Regions from separate parts of the Homo sapiens genome. Here regions 2, 3 and 4 are each linked to region 1. Evidence: chromatin contacts called from ENCODE Hi-C data. All regions are on one chromosome and are shown on one strand. Each heading gives the region's core, a stretch centred on a gene start or an enhancer-like site at or near the end of the contact. The rest is flanking DNA. Distances are from core to core; before and after follow the strand shown.

Region 1 (3,228 bases), core at 199-2,698:
GAACCACCGGCAGGTTTGGGGAGTAGAGAGGCAAGAGGTCTGCGCGCTGTTCTGAGCAGTTCGGGGCTTCATCTGTTCCAGGAATTAGCCATTTTGGAAAACACCCGTAAAGAAAAACCACTCATCGACTACAGGAGCTTCCAAGGGAAAAATCAACCTTTATGAGACTCTGACACGTGCAGCGACTTATTCATTTGCATTTCCTCCTGGGGGGTGGGGGGTGGGACTAGACACAGATTGGTCCGCTGGACGCCCTCCCTTCCCTGACCTCAAACACACCGTGCCTACCTCTAACCCAGAGCAAGAGAAACGTAGGTCCCATCGGCGAGAACCGCCCCGGCCCACCCAACCCCACCCCACCCCACCCCACCCCACCCCACCCCACGGACCCCACGGGCCCCACCCCATCCCACGGACTCCACCCCATAAGCTCCGCCCCCGCACTTTTACCCCATAGGCCCCTCCCCCGAAGCCCCGCCCACGCACCTCCACCAATGATATCCTCCCCTCTTCCCCATAAGCCCCGCCCTTTCACCCATGGGCTCCTCCCCCGAACCCCACCCATGCACCTCCACCTATGAGATCCTCCCTTCAGAGCCCCGCCCCCGCATCACCATCCATAAGCTCTTCCCCTCAGAGCCCCGCCCCTCAGCGCCACGCCCTGGCATCTCCAACCATCAGACCCTCTCCTTAGAGCCTGGCCCCCTGAAGCCCCGCCCCTACGTCGCCACCTGAGCTCTTCCCCTCAAAGCCCCGCCCTGGGTCTCCACCTATGAGATTCTCAGGTCAGAGCCCCGTCCCTGAATCTCTACCTATGAGCCTCCCCAGAGCCCCGCCCTTGCATCGCCAGCTATGATTCTCCCGAGTCCCGCCCCTGAATCTCCACCTATGAAATCCTTCCTGCAGAGCCCCGCCCTTGCGCCTCCACCTATGAGATTCTCCCCACAGAACCCCGCCCCTGAATCTCCACCTATGAGATCGTCCCTTCAGAGCCCCGCCCCTGAATCTCCACCTATGAGCCCCCTCCCCTCAGAGCCCCGCCCCCAGGTCTCCAGCTCCTGTTTCTCCCCCGAAAGCCCTGCCGCGGTCACCTCGAGTCATCTGCGACTTCCCCGGGCCCCACTTGACGTCAGGGTGAACCAGACACACGCGCTGGGTCCCCGCCGGCAGCAGAGGCTCTCCCCGCAGCAGCTCCTCCTCGGCGTTCTCGTCCGCATCTTCCGGCTCCTCCTCGTCGTCTCCCGTGCGGCTTCGGCCGCCGTCCGCCCGCAGGCCCCGCCCTCCGCCCCACGGCCCCTCCAGATTCCCGGGGCTCCTGCGGCCGACAGCGGCTAGCGCGCGCGCGGGGCAGGACGGCGCGGCTGCCCGCGGAGCCGAGCGGCCGCGGCCCACGCGGGAGAGCCGCAGCCCCGGGCGTACGGCGGCCCGCAGGGCCCACATGGCGCGTCTGGAGGCTGAACGTTGGGGCGGGGGCTGCCCACAGGCCGCTCCTCATCACGTGCTCGTGATTGGCGTGCGGCCGGGGCTGGCTCACCAGCGCCTCTCCCCGGCACAGGCCGTGCTCCTCATTGGTCATCCGGCGTCACGTGCTAGTGATTGGCGTGCAGCTGGGGCGTGCTCACCAGCGCCTCTCCGCAGCATAGGGCGTGATCCTCATTGGTCATCCCTTGTCACGTGCTGGTGATTGGCGTGCGGCCGGGGCGGGCTCCCTAGCGCCGCGCCCCGGCAGGGCGTGCTCCTCATTGGTCGCCCCGCATCAGGTGCTGGTGATTGGCACGCGCTGCCGGCGGGGGAGGCGGGACCGGGCCGCTTCTTGTTCGGCGTGGGCGGCTCCTGGCAGACCCATCCCGCGGTGCAGCCGCCGGCCCGGTAGGCGCCAGGACCCCGAGCCTCGGCGGCGGCGGCGGCGGCGGCAGCGCTGCCTTCACTCACCTCGTCCTCGCTCCCGTCCTACCCCGTTCCGCGCTGGGTGGAGTCCAAGTCTGATTGCGAGAGTCCGGAACGCCGCCTCGGGGGCTTGACTCCAGCCCCGGGGATCGAGAACGGCGCCCAGGGGTCCCTACGTCTGCCTTGGGGGCTCGAGTCCCGCCCTGGGCGTCCGTGACGTCGCCCAGGGGTCTCCACGTCTGCCCTGGAACCTGGAGAGCCGCCGTGGGGGCCCCGGAAGCTGCCCCGGAGTCCCCACGTCTGCCCTGGGGGCTCGAGTCCAGCTCTCAGGGTCCCGGACGCCACCCAGGGGGTCCCCATGTCTGCTTTGGGGGCTCGAGTCCAGCCATGGGGGTCCTGGACGCCGCCTCGGCGTCCCCGCGTCTGCCTTGGGGGCCCGAGTCCCGCCCTGGGGGTCCTGGACGCCGCCTCGGCATCCCCGCGTCTGCCTTGGGGGCTCGAGTCCCGCCCTGGGGGTCCCCGATGCCGCCCGGGGGTCCTCACGTCTACCTTGGAGACTGGAGTTCCCCCGTGGGAGTCTCGGACGCCACCCCGGAGTCACCGTGTCTAGCCTTGGGGGCTTGAGTCCAGCCCTGGGGGTCCTGGACGTCGCCGAGGAGCCCCCACGTCTGCCTTTGGGGCTTGAGACCTGCTCTGGGGGTCCCGGTCGCCGCCCAGGTGGGTCCCCACGTCTAGCCTTGGGGGCTTGAGTCCAGCCCTGGGGGGCCCGGATGCCGCCCGGGGGTTCTCCTCGTCTGCCTTGGGGGTTGGGTCCAGCCCCAGGCGTCCTGACCACCGCCCAGGGGCCCCCACGTCTGCCTGGGGGCCTCAAATTCAGTCCTGGGGGTCCCGGACGCCTCCCAGGGGTCTTCATGTCTGCCGTGGGCCTCGAGTCCAGCCGTGAGGGTCCCGAATGCTGCCTTGGAGGGTGGAGTCCAGCTCTGAGGGTCCTGAAGTCAGCTTTGGGGGTTCGAACCCATCCATCCCAGGGGTCCCTGAGTCTACATTAGGGGCTGGAGTCCAGCCTTGAGGGTCTCCACTGCTGCCTTGGGGGCCTGGATGGGATCCAGCGGGTCTGAGTCCAGCCTCGGGAGCCCCTGCGGTGGAGCTCTGAGTGGGGCAGGGGCCTGGGAGATGCCAGGAGGATGAGAGCGGCGCCCCCCTGGTCCAGGGGACAGTAAGAGGCAGCCGGTCTCAGAGAAGCTACCCCAAAACTGTTACCCGTGGTGTGCAGAGCGTCCTGCAACCCCAGCCCTCACCAGGATTTCTTGCGTTTTTCAGGAAATCGGTTGTGATTGGCAT
Region 2 (3,228 bases), core at 355-2,854, 920 kb after region 1:
TGGTCAACATGGTGAAACCCCATCTCTACTAAAAATACAAAAATTAGCCGGGTGTGGTGGCGGGTGCCTGTAATCCCAGCTATCCAGGAGGCTGAGACAGGAGAATCTCTTGAACCCGGAGGCAGAGGTTGCAGTGAGCCAAGATCATACCACTGCACTCCAGCCTGGGTAACAGAGTTAGACTCTGCCTCAAAAGAAAACAATAAAAAAAATTAACCAGGCGTGGTGGCAGGTGCCTGTAATCCCAGCTGCTTGGGAGGCTGAGACAGGAGAATCACTTGAACCCAGGAGATGGAGGTTGCAGTGAGCCGAGATCACACCACTGCACTCCAGCCTGGATGACAAGACTGAAACTCCATCTCAAAAAATAAAATAAAACAGGCCGGGTGCGGTGGCTCATGCCTGTCATCCCAGCATTTAGTGAGGCCGAGGCGGGTGGATCACCTGAGGTTGGGAGTTAGAGACCAGCCTGACCAACCTGGAGAAACCCCGTCTCTACTAAAAATACAAAAATTAGCTGGGCGTAGTGGTGGGCGCCTGTCATCCCAGCTACTCGGGAGGCTGAGGCAGGAGAATCGCTTGAACCAGGGAGGTGGAAGTTGCAGTGAGCCGAGATCACGTCATTGCACTCCAGCCTGGGCGACAGAGCGAGACTCTGTCTCCAAAAAATAAAATAATAAATAAAATAAAGGCCGGGCACGGTGGCTCATGCCTGTAATCCCAGCACTTAGGGAGGCCAAGGTGGGCTGATCCCCTGAGGTCGGGAGTTGGAGACCAGCCGGATCAACCTGGTGAAACCCCGTCTCTACTAAAAATACAAAATGAACTGGGCGTGGTGGTGCACGCCTGTAATCCCAGCTACTCGGGAGGCTGAGACAGGACAATCGCTTGAACCCCGGAGGCAGAGGTTGCAGTGAGCCGAGATCACACCGTTGTACTGCAGCCTGGGCAACAGAGAGCTCTGTCTCAAAACAAAATTAAAATAAATGAATAAATAAATAAATAAAATAAATGTACTGAGACCTGTCATTGCAATGAAAAACCCACTCATCCTCAAACATAAAAAAAAAATATTCGGTCGGGCGCAGTGGCTCACGCCTGTCATCCCAGCACTTTGGGAGGCCGAGGAGGGTGGATCACGAAGTCAGGAGTTCGAGACCAGCCTGGCCAACATAGTGAAACCCCGTCTCTACTAAAAATACAAAAAATTAGCCGGGCGTGGTGGCGGGCACCTGTAGTCCCAGCTACTCGGGAGGCTGAGGCAAGAGAATGGCTAAACCCGGGAGGCGGAGGTTGCAGTGAGCTGAGATCGCACCACTGCACTCCAGCCTGGGCGACAGAGTGAGACTCTGTCTCAAAAAATAAAAATAAACATAAATTAATTAAAAAAAATTAAAAAAACACAAAAGTAAGAGACAGGTGAATTAACCAGGAGGCCGGCTCGTCTTGCGGTCTGGGAAGGGCGTAACTTCAGAGGATCCCGGGCTTTGGAAAATTTGCCAAAATGAGACATTTCGGCTCCATTTAGCTGCGGTTTCTCTCCACTCCCACTTCCCCTCTGCCTAAGTTCCCCGTATGCCGGGCGGCCCCGGGGCAGAGGTGGGGTTCTGGGGAGCTGAGACAGGGAAGTTGACCTGCAGTTGATTTGCATGTGGTCTTTGAGGGATCTGCCCGTGGGTTCCAACGTCACGGCCAGGCCTGGCTCACTGCGGTCTGGCCTCCCATGATGATAGCAGTATCTTCTAGGAATATTCCCACCCACCCACGGCGCTGACGCACGGATACGACAGGGAAGCCTCCAGACCCGTCCTCTGGTGCTGGGTGTTGTCAAGAAAAAAAAGAGCCAAACTCTGGCCAGGCGCGGTGAGTCACACCTGTGATCCCAGCACTTTGGGAGGCCGAGGCGGGTGGATCACCTAAGGTCAGGAGTTTGAGACCAGCCTGACCAACATGGCAAAAACCTGTGTCTATTAAAAATACAAAAATTAGGCCGGGCACAGTGGCTCACACCTGTAATCCCAGCACTCTAGGAGGCTGAGGCGGGTGGATCACCTCAGCCTGAGGTCAGGAGTTTGAGACCAGCTGGACAACATGGCAAAAACCTGTCTCTATTAAAAATACAAAAATTAGGCCGGGAGAAGTGGCTCACGCCTGTCATCCCAGCACGTTGGGAGGCCGAGGCGGGTGGATCACCTGAGGTCAGGAGTTCGAGACCAGCCTGACCAACACAGTGAAACCCCATCTCTACTAAAAATACAAAAATCAGCCGGGCGTGCTGGCATGTGCCTGTAATCCCAGCTACTCGGGAGGCTGAGGCAGAAGAATCGCTTGAACCTGGAAGGTGGAGGTTACAGTGAGCCAAGATTACACCACTGCACTCCAGCCTGGTGACAAAGCGAGACTCCATCTCAAAAAAAAAAGAAAAGAAAAAGAAAAGACAAGACAAGACATCCATAAAGATCCCTGAATTGCCTAGGACCACTGAACAGTCGGCCACGGCCCCATCCCAGAGGATCACGGCCCCAGCCTCGCGGAGTTCGCCGGCTGAGTGGGGTCTCTGGAGCATGGTGGAGATTTGGGGTGAGTGAAGGCCTCTGCAGGAGGGGTGATTTGGGGTGAGTGGGGGGTCTCTCTCTGAGGGATGGAGATTTGGGGTGAGCAGGGGTCTCTGTGAGCGATAGAGATTTGGGGTGAGTGGGGTCTCTCTCTGAGGGATGGAGATTTGGGGTGAGTGTGGATCTCTCTGAGGGATGGAGATTTGGGGTAAGTGGGGGGGTCCCTGAGGGATAGAGATTTGGGGTGAATGGGGGTCTCTCTGAGGGATGGAGATTTGGGGTGAGCGGGGGTCTCTGTGAGGGATAGAGATTTGGGGTGAGTGGGGTCTCTCTCTGAGGGATGGAGATTTGGGGTGAGCGGGGGTCTCTGTGAGGGATAGAGATTTGGGGTGAGTGGGGTCTCTCTCTGAGGGATGGAGATTTGGGGTAAGTGGGGGGGTCCCTGAGGGATAGAGATTTGGGGTGAATGGGGGTCTCTCTGAGGGATGGAGATTTGGGGTGAGTGTTGGTCTCTCTCTGAGGGATGGAGATTTGGGGTGAGTGGGGGTCTCTCTCTGAGGGATGGAGATTTGGGGTGAAGACCATCCATGGGGTGACGATCAGAAATGCAGTAACCTCATCACATTTTCTCTCCTGCATTTTTTCCTGGAACTGTGGGCCGGGCGCGGTGTCT
Region 3 (3,228 bases), core at 450-2,949, 890 kb after region 1:
TGGATAGATGGATACATAGATGTGTACATGGATGGGTGGATGGATGGATGGATGAGTGGATGAAAGTGTGGGTGAATGCATAGGTGGATGGATGGTTTGATGGGTGGGTGGATGGATGTGTTGGTGGATGGATGGATAGATGGATAAGTGGATGAAAGGATGGGTGGGTGGATGAGTGAGTCAGTGGATAAATAAATGGATGAACAGATACATAGGTGAATGGATGGATGGATGGATGGATGGATGGATGCATGGATAGATGGATACGTAGATGTGTACATGGATGGGTGGGTGGGTGGATGGATGGGTGGATGGATGGATGGATGGATGGATGGATGGATAAGTGGATAAAAGTGTGGGTGAATGCATGGATAGATGGATGTATTGGTGGGTGGATGGGTGGATGGGTGGATGGATGGATGGATGGATGGATGGATGGATGGATGGATGGATAAGTGGATAAAAGTGTGGGTGAATGCATGGATAGATGGATGTATTGGTGGATGGATGGGTGGATGGGTGGATGGATGGATGGATGGATGGATAAGTGGATAAAAGTGTGGGTGAATGCATGGATAGATGGATGTATTGGTGGATGGATGGGTGGATGGATGGATGGATGGATAAGTGGATAAAAGTGTGGGTGAATGCATGGATAGATGGATGTATTGGTGGATGGATGGGTGGATGGATGGATGGATGGATAAGTGGATAAAAGTGTGGGTGAATGCATGGATGGATGGATGTATTGGTGGATGGATGGGTGGATGGGTGGATGGATGGATGGATGGATGGATAAGTGGATAAAAGTGTGGGTGAATGCATGGATAGATGGATGTATTGGTGGATGGATGGGTGGATGGATGGATGGATGGATAAGTGGATAAAAGTGTGGGTGAATGCATGGATGGATGGATGTATTGGTAGATGGATGGGTGGATGGGTGGATGGATGGATGGATGTATTGGTGGATGGATGGGTGGATGGGTGGATGGATGGATGGATGGATGATAGATGGGTGGATGGGAGGATGGATAGATAACAGCTGGGTGGATGGTGGATGGATGGATGAGTGAATGAAAGGTTGGGTGGACGGATGGCTGGGTGGGTTGATGGGTGGGTGAATGTATGAGTGGATGAATCGTTTGATAGATGGGTGGATGGATATATTAGTGGATGGATCAATGAATAATAGATGGATGGATAGTGGATGGATGGGTGATTAATGGGAAAAGATAGATGAGATACATTGATGGATAGATTAAAAATGAATATATCTACCAATCAATCAATCAATAGATAGACACACACACGCACACATACAGTTCCTAGTTCTGGCCACCGAAAGCTCATATAAGCAGTGGATATTCCGGGAGCAATAAGTATACTTAATATTCATGTATTTACTTATAAATATGTTTTGTCCCAGCTACTTGAGAAGCTGAGGCAGGAGAATTGCTTGAACCCGGAAAAAAAAAAAAAAAAAAAAGAAAAGAAGAAAGAAACCTCCATGCTCATTGTTTAAGTTTTACAAAATAAAGAGTGCCTGGTTGCAAAGCAAACCACAAACCAAAATACAACAAGAAGAGGGTGTTTAAATAATTACCTGCTCCTCCTTGCCCCAAAGCCATCCAGCCTCCCAGCAGAAAGACGGCAGCTCCCCACAGCAGAACCAGCCGCCCCATGCCTGAAACAGGAGTGGAGAGTGAGGTCCTCAGGGACCTACAACGAACAGATCACTCATGACTCATAAGCAGAGGTCACCATCGATTTTAAAAAGTCAGAAAGGAAACTAGGGAAATGATTACAGGCAGGAAGCACAGTGACAGTTGATTTTCAAAGATACACTTGTCAAGAACACACACACACACACACACACACACACACACAATCAATCCAGGATCAGGACTGCCACGCACACTGCTGAGCTGAGCCCTCCCCTTCCCTCCCCCTCCCCCATCTCCTCCCCCTCCCCTCCATTCCCTTCCCTCCCTCCCCCTCCCCTCCCCTCCCCTCCATTCCCTCCCCACTCCCCTCCCCTCCCCCTTCCCCTCCCCTCTCTTTCCTTCCTTTCCCTTCCCCTCCCCTCCCCTCTCCCCTCCCCTTCCCCCTCTCCCCTCCCCTTCCCCCTCCCCTCCCCTCCCTTCCCTTCCTTTCACTTCCCCTCCCCCTCCCCTCTCCCCTCCCCTCCATCCCCTCCCCTCCCCTCCCTTCCCTTCTGCCTCTCCCCCACCCCCTCCTCCCTCCCCTCCCCCTCCCCCTTCCCTTTCCTCCCCTCCCCTCCTCCTCCCCACCTCCCCTCCCCCTCCCCTCCCCCTTCCCTCCCCTCCCCCTTCCCTCCCCTCCCTTCCCTTCCTTTCCCTTCCCCTCCCTTCCCCTTCCCCCCCACCCCACCCCCTCCCTTCCCATCCCCCTCCCATCCCCTCATCTTTTGTCCCCCTCCCTTCCCCCACCCCCTCCACCTATCCCCTCCCCTCCCCTCCATGGATGGTATATGGATGGATGGATAAGTGGATGAAAGGATGTGTGGATAGGTGGGTGGATGGATGGATAAATGGATGAACAGATACATAGGTGGATGGGTGGATGGATGCATGCATAGATGGATACGTAGATGTGTACATCCCCTCCCCTCCCTTCCCCTCCCCCCTCCCCCCACCCCCTCCTCCCTCCCCTCTCCCTCCCCCTTCCGTCTCCTCCCCTCCCCCTCCCCTCTCCTCCCCTCCCCCTCCCCACCTCCCCTTCCTTTCTCTTGCTTTTCCTTTCTTTTTTTTTGAGCTGGAGTCTCACTCTCTGTCACCCAGGCTGGAGTGCAGTGGCACGATCTTGGCTCACTGCAACCTCCTCCTCCCGGGTTCAAGCGATTCTCCTGCCTCAGCCTCCTGAGTAGCTGGGATTACAGGCGCCCACCACCACGCCTGGCTAATTTTTATATTTTTAGTAGAGATGGGGTTTCACCATGTTGGCCAGGCTGGTCTCAAACTCCTGACTTCAAGTGATCGGCCCGCTTCAGCCTCTCAAAGTGCTGGGATTATAGGCGTGAGCCACCGTGCCCAGCTTTTCTTTCCTATTCTTTGAGACAAGGTGTTCGTCTGGTACCCACGCAGGAGTGTTGTGGTGCAATCAGGACTCACCACAGCCTCAAACAGCTTGGCTCAAGCAATCCTCTTGCCTCAACCTCCCTAGTAGCCGGGATTACAGATGCATGCCACCCACCCTGCTGATTTT
Region 4 (3,228 bases), core at 305-2,804, 710 kb after region 1:
ATAAACACACATGCGCACGTATGTTTATTGTGGCACTATTCACAATAGCAAAGACTTGGAACCAACCCAAATGTCCAACAATGATAGACTGGATTGAGAAAATGTGGCACACATATACCGTGGAATACTATGCAGCCATAAAAAATGATGAGTTCATGTCCTTTGTAGGGACATGGATGAAACTGGAAACCATCATTCTCAGCAAACTATTACAAGGAGAAAAAAACAAATAATGCATGTTCTCACTCACAGGTGGGAGTTGAACAATGAGAACACATGGACACAGGAAGGGGAACATCACACACCGGGGACTGTTGTGGGGTGGGGGGAGGGGGGAGGGAGAGCATTAGGAGATATACCTAATGTTAAATGACGAGTTCATGGGTGCAGCAAACCAGCATGGCACATGTATACATATGTAACAAGCCTGCATGTTGTGCACATGTACCCTGAAACTTAAAGTATAATAATAATAAAATTTAAAAAAAAGAGTTTGCAAGGGTGAAAGTTGAAGGGTGTAGAGAAAAACAAAGATTGGGAAGCTGTGTGTCCTGGAGACGTGCTGTGTGTCCTGGAGACGTGCTGTGTGTGCCAGGCTTGGCTGATTTCTTTGAATTAGGTGGAATTCCTCTCTTTTCTTGCCAAACATCTGCTAAAGGATCTTCTCTCTGTATCATGTTTGCTGTCATGCAGCTGTATAGAAAATGCATTTCGCAAGGCTGGGCACGGTGGCTCACACGTGTAATCCCAGCTACTCAGCAGGCTGACTGCAGGAGAATCTGTTGACCCCGGGAGACACATTGCAGTGAGCCGAGATCGTGCCATTGCCTTCCAGCCTGGGCGACAGAGTGATACTCTGTCTCCAAAAATAATAAAAATTGGCTCACGCGTGTAATCCCAGCACTTTGGGAGGCTGAGGGAGGGGGATCACGAGGTCAGGAGATGAAGACCGTCCTGGCTAACATGGTGAAAACCCGTCACTATTAAAAAAATCCAAAAAATTAGCCGGGCGTGGTGGCGGGCGCCTGTAGTCCCAGCTACTCGGGAGGCTGAGGCAGGAGAATGACGTGAACCAGGGAGGCTGAGCTTGCAGTGAGCCGAGATCGCGCCACTGCACTCCGGCCTGGGCGAAACAGCGAGACTCCATCTCAAAAAATAATAATACTAAAATTAAATTAAAATTACATTTTTAAAAAAATTTAAAAAATGCATCCCCTGGCTGGGTGCGGTGGCTCACACCTGTAATACCAGGACTTTGGGAGGCCGAGGCGGGTGGATCACCTGAGATCAGGAGTTTGAGACCAGCCTGGACAACATGGCGAAACCCCGTCTCTACTAAAAATACAAAAATTACCTGGGCACAGTGGTGCACGCCTGTCATCCCAGCTACTCAGGAGGCTGAGACAGGAGAATCACTTGAACCCAGGAGGCGGCGGTTGCAGTGAGCCAAGATCGCACCACTGCCCTCCAGCCCGGGCAACAAGAGTGGGACTCCATCTCAAACACACACACAAAAAATCCCCCTTTTCAACTTTTTTCCTTTGTACTTCACTACTGAATTCTAAAATGGGAACTGGTTTCGTGGTTTCCTTCCTGTGGTGAAAGGCATACAGAAAAAGAAGTCACCGTTTCAGACAACTCCGGCTCAGGAACAAAGATGTTTTATGTGTGTTTTAAAAAACTTTTTACTTTACATAAAATTGGCAAACAATACTTGCATATTTTTAAGGCGCACAACATGACGTTTTGATAGATGTATCATTGTGGAATAATTACATCAGGTTAATTCACGTATCTGTCACTTCAAGTGCTTAATCTTTTTTTAGTGAAAACATGTAAAATCTGTTCTTTTATCAGTTTTGAATTATACATTATCTATTAACTGTTGCCACCATGCTGGGCTACAATGTTTTCTTCTGTCACTAGAATGCATCCTTTCTGTCAAACTGAAACTTTGTATCATTTTACCAACGGTTTCCCCCTTTTTTTTCTTCTTCTTCTTCGTCCTCCTCCACCTCCCCCTCCTCCTCCTCCTCCCTCTCCTCTCCCCTCCCCTCTCCTCCCCTCTCCTCCCCTGTCCTCTCCTCTCTTTTCTTTTCTTTTCTTTTTTTCCTTTCTTTTTAGACAGAGTCTTACTCCGTCACCAGGCTGGGGAGCAGTGGCACAATCTCAGCTCACTGCAACCTCCGCCTCCCGGGTTCAAGCGATTCTCCTGCCTCAGCCTCCCGAGTAGCTGGGATGACAGGCACCTGCCACCACATCCGGCTAATTTTTCTATTTTTAGTAGAGACAGGGTTTCGCCATGTTGGCCAGGCTGGTCTCGAACGCCTGACCTCATGATCCACCTGCCTCGGGTTAGACTTTTTTACATTCCACGTAGAGGTGAGATCACGCGGTATTTGTCCGTCTGAGCCTGGCTTATTTCCCTCAACATCACGTCCCCCGGGTTCATCTTGCTTTTCCAGGCTGAAGACTATTCTGTTGTGTGTGTCGCACATCTTGTGGCTTGTGTCATAGAAAACGTTTTCCCCACAAACCCATACCCTGTCCGGGACGCCCCACGCCCTCTCACTGTGCCTAAGTCCCACGGGAAGGCTGTTATGGCCTACTGTTGTTTTGCGGAATTTGCCTTTTCTTTCTTTCTTTCTTTCTTTCTCTCCTGTCTTTTTCTTGCTTCCTTTTCTTTCTCTTTCTTTCTCCCTCTCTTCTTTCTTCTTTTTTCTTTCTCCCTCTCTTATTTCTTCTTTCTCTTTTCTTTCTCTTTCTTTCTCTTTTCTTTTTCTTTCTTCTTTCTCTTTCTTTTCTATTTCTCTCTGTCTCCTTTCTTTGTCTCATTTCTTTTTCTTCTTTCTCTTTCTCTTACTTTCTCTGTTTTCTTTCTTTCTTTGTCTCTTCTTTCTTTTTTCTTTCTTGCTCTTTCTTTTTTTTCTCTCTCCTTTCTTTGTCTTTCCTTCTCCTTTCTTTCTCTTTCTCTTACTTTCTTTGTCTCTCTCCTTTCTCTCTGTTTTCTTTCTTTCTTCCTCTTTCTCTTTCTTTCTCTCTTTCTTTTTTCTTTCTCTTTCTTCTTCCTTTCTTTCTCTGTCTTTTCTTTCTTTCTCCCTTCCTTCCTTTCTTTCTCTTTGTTTCTTCTTTCTTTCTTCCTCTCTCCTTCCTTCCTTCTTTCCTTCCTTTCAAGACAGAGTCTGACTCTGTCACCCAAGCTACAGTGCAGTGGCACAATCTCAGCTC

Evidence for each region. A loop is a pair of places that touch in the nucleus more often than their neighbours do. Pooled maps may share reads with other maps.
Region 2: a map of GM12878 shows a loop between it and region 1 (4-fold over the local background). The contact joins the enhancer-like site here to the promoter of GTPBP6 in region 1. A Hi-C loop is called at or near these places in 2 of 168 maps with a recorded cell type or tissue (GM12878 and naive thymus-derived CD4-positive, alpha-beta T cell), 1 of 37 single-sample maps with no recorded cell type and 9 of 50 pooled maps.
Region 3: a pooled map shows a loop between it and region 1 (6-fold over the local background). The contact joins the promoter of CRLF2 here to the promoter of GTPBP6 in region 1. A Hi-C loop is called at or near these places in 2 of 168 maps with a recorded cell type or tissue (CD4-positive, alpha-beta memory T cell and naive thymus-derived CD4-positive, alpha-beta T cell), 4 of 37 single-sample maps with no recorded cell type and 9 of 50 pooled maps.
Region 4: a loop to region 1 is called in a map with no recorded cell type, with 15 times the contacts of the local background. The contact joins the enhancer-like site here to the promoter of GTPBP6 in region 1. A Hi-C loop is called at or near these places in 9 of 37 single-sample maps with no recorded cell type and 5 of 50 pooled maps.

The regions. Positions count from the first base shown.
Region 1 is chrX:317,348-320,575 of GRCh38, forward strand. GTPBP6 (GTP binding protein 6 (putative)) reads right to left here and starts at 1,449. Exons shown (of 10, transcript NM_012227.4): 1 at 1,092-1,449. The coding sequence starts at 1,440. It overlaps LINC00685 (long intergenic non-protein coding RNA 685), which reads left to right and starts at 1,798. Exons shown (of 1, transcript NR_027232.1): 1 at 1,798-3,228.
Region 2 is chrX:1,238,232-1,241,459 of GRCh38, forward strand. No RefSeq gene overlaps it. Among named protein-coding and RNA genes, the nearest start is that of CRLF2, 27 kb to the left of the region's middle. Within about 2 kb of position 1,605, at least 4 of the 41 ENCODE cell types and tissues checked have a DNase peak (open chromatin) inside an H3K27ac peak, as active enhancers do; they include GM12878, where a contact is called at or near this core.
Region 3 is chrX:1,210,950-1,214,177 of GRCh38, forward strand. It overlaps CRLF2 (cytokine receptor like factor 2), which reads right to left and starts at 1,700. Exons shown (of 8, transcript NM_022148.4): 1 at 1,607-1,700. The coding sequence starts at 1,685.
Region 4 is chrX:1,024,902-1,028,129 of GRCh38, forward strand. No RefSeq gene overlaps it. Among named protein-coding and RNA genes, the nearest start is that of CRLF2, 190 kb to the right of the region's middle. Within about 2 kb of position 1,555, at least 4 of the 41 ENCODE cell types and tissues checked have a DNase peak (open chromatin) inside an H3K27ac peak, as active enhancers do.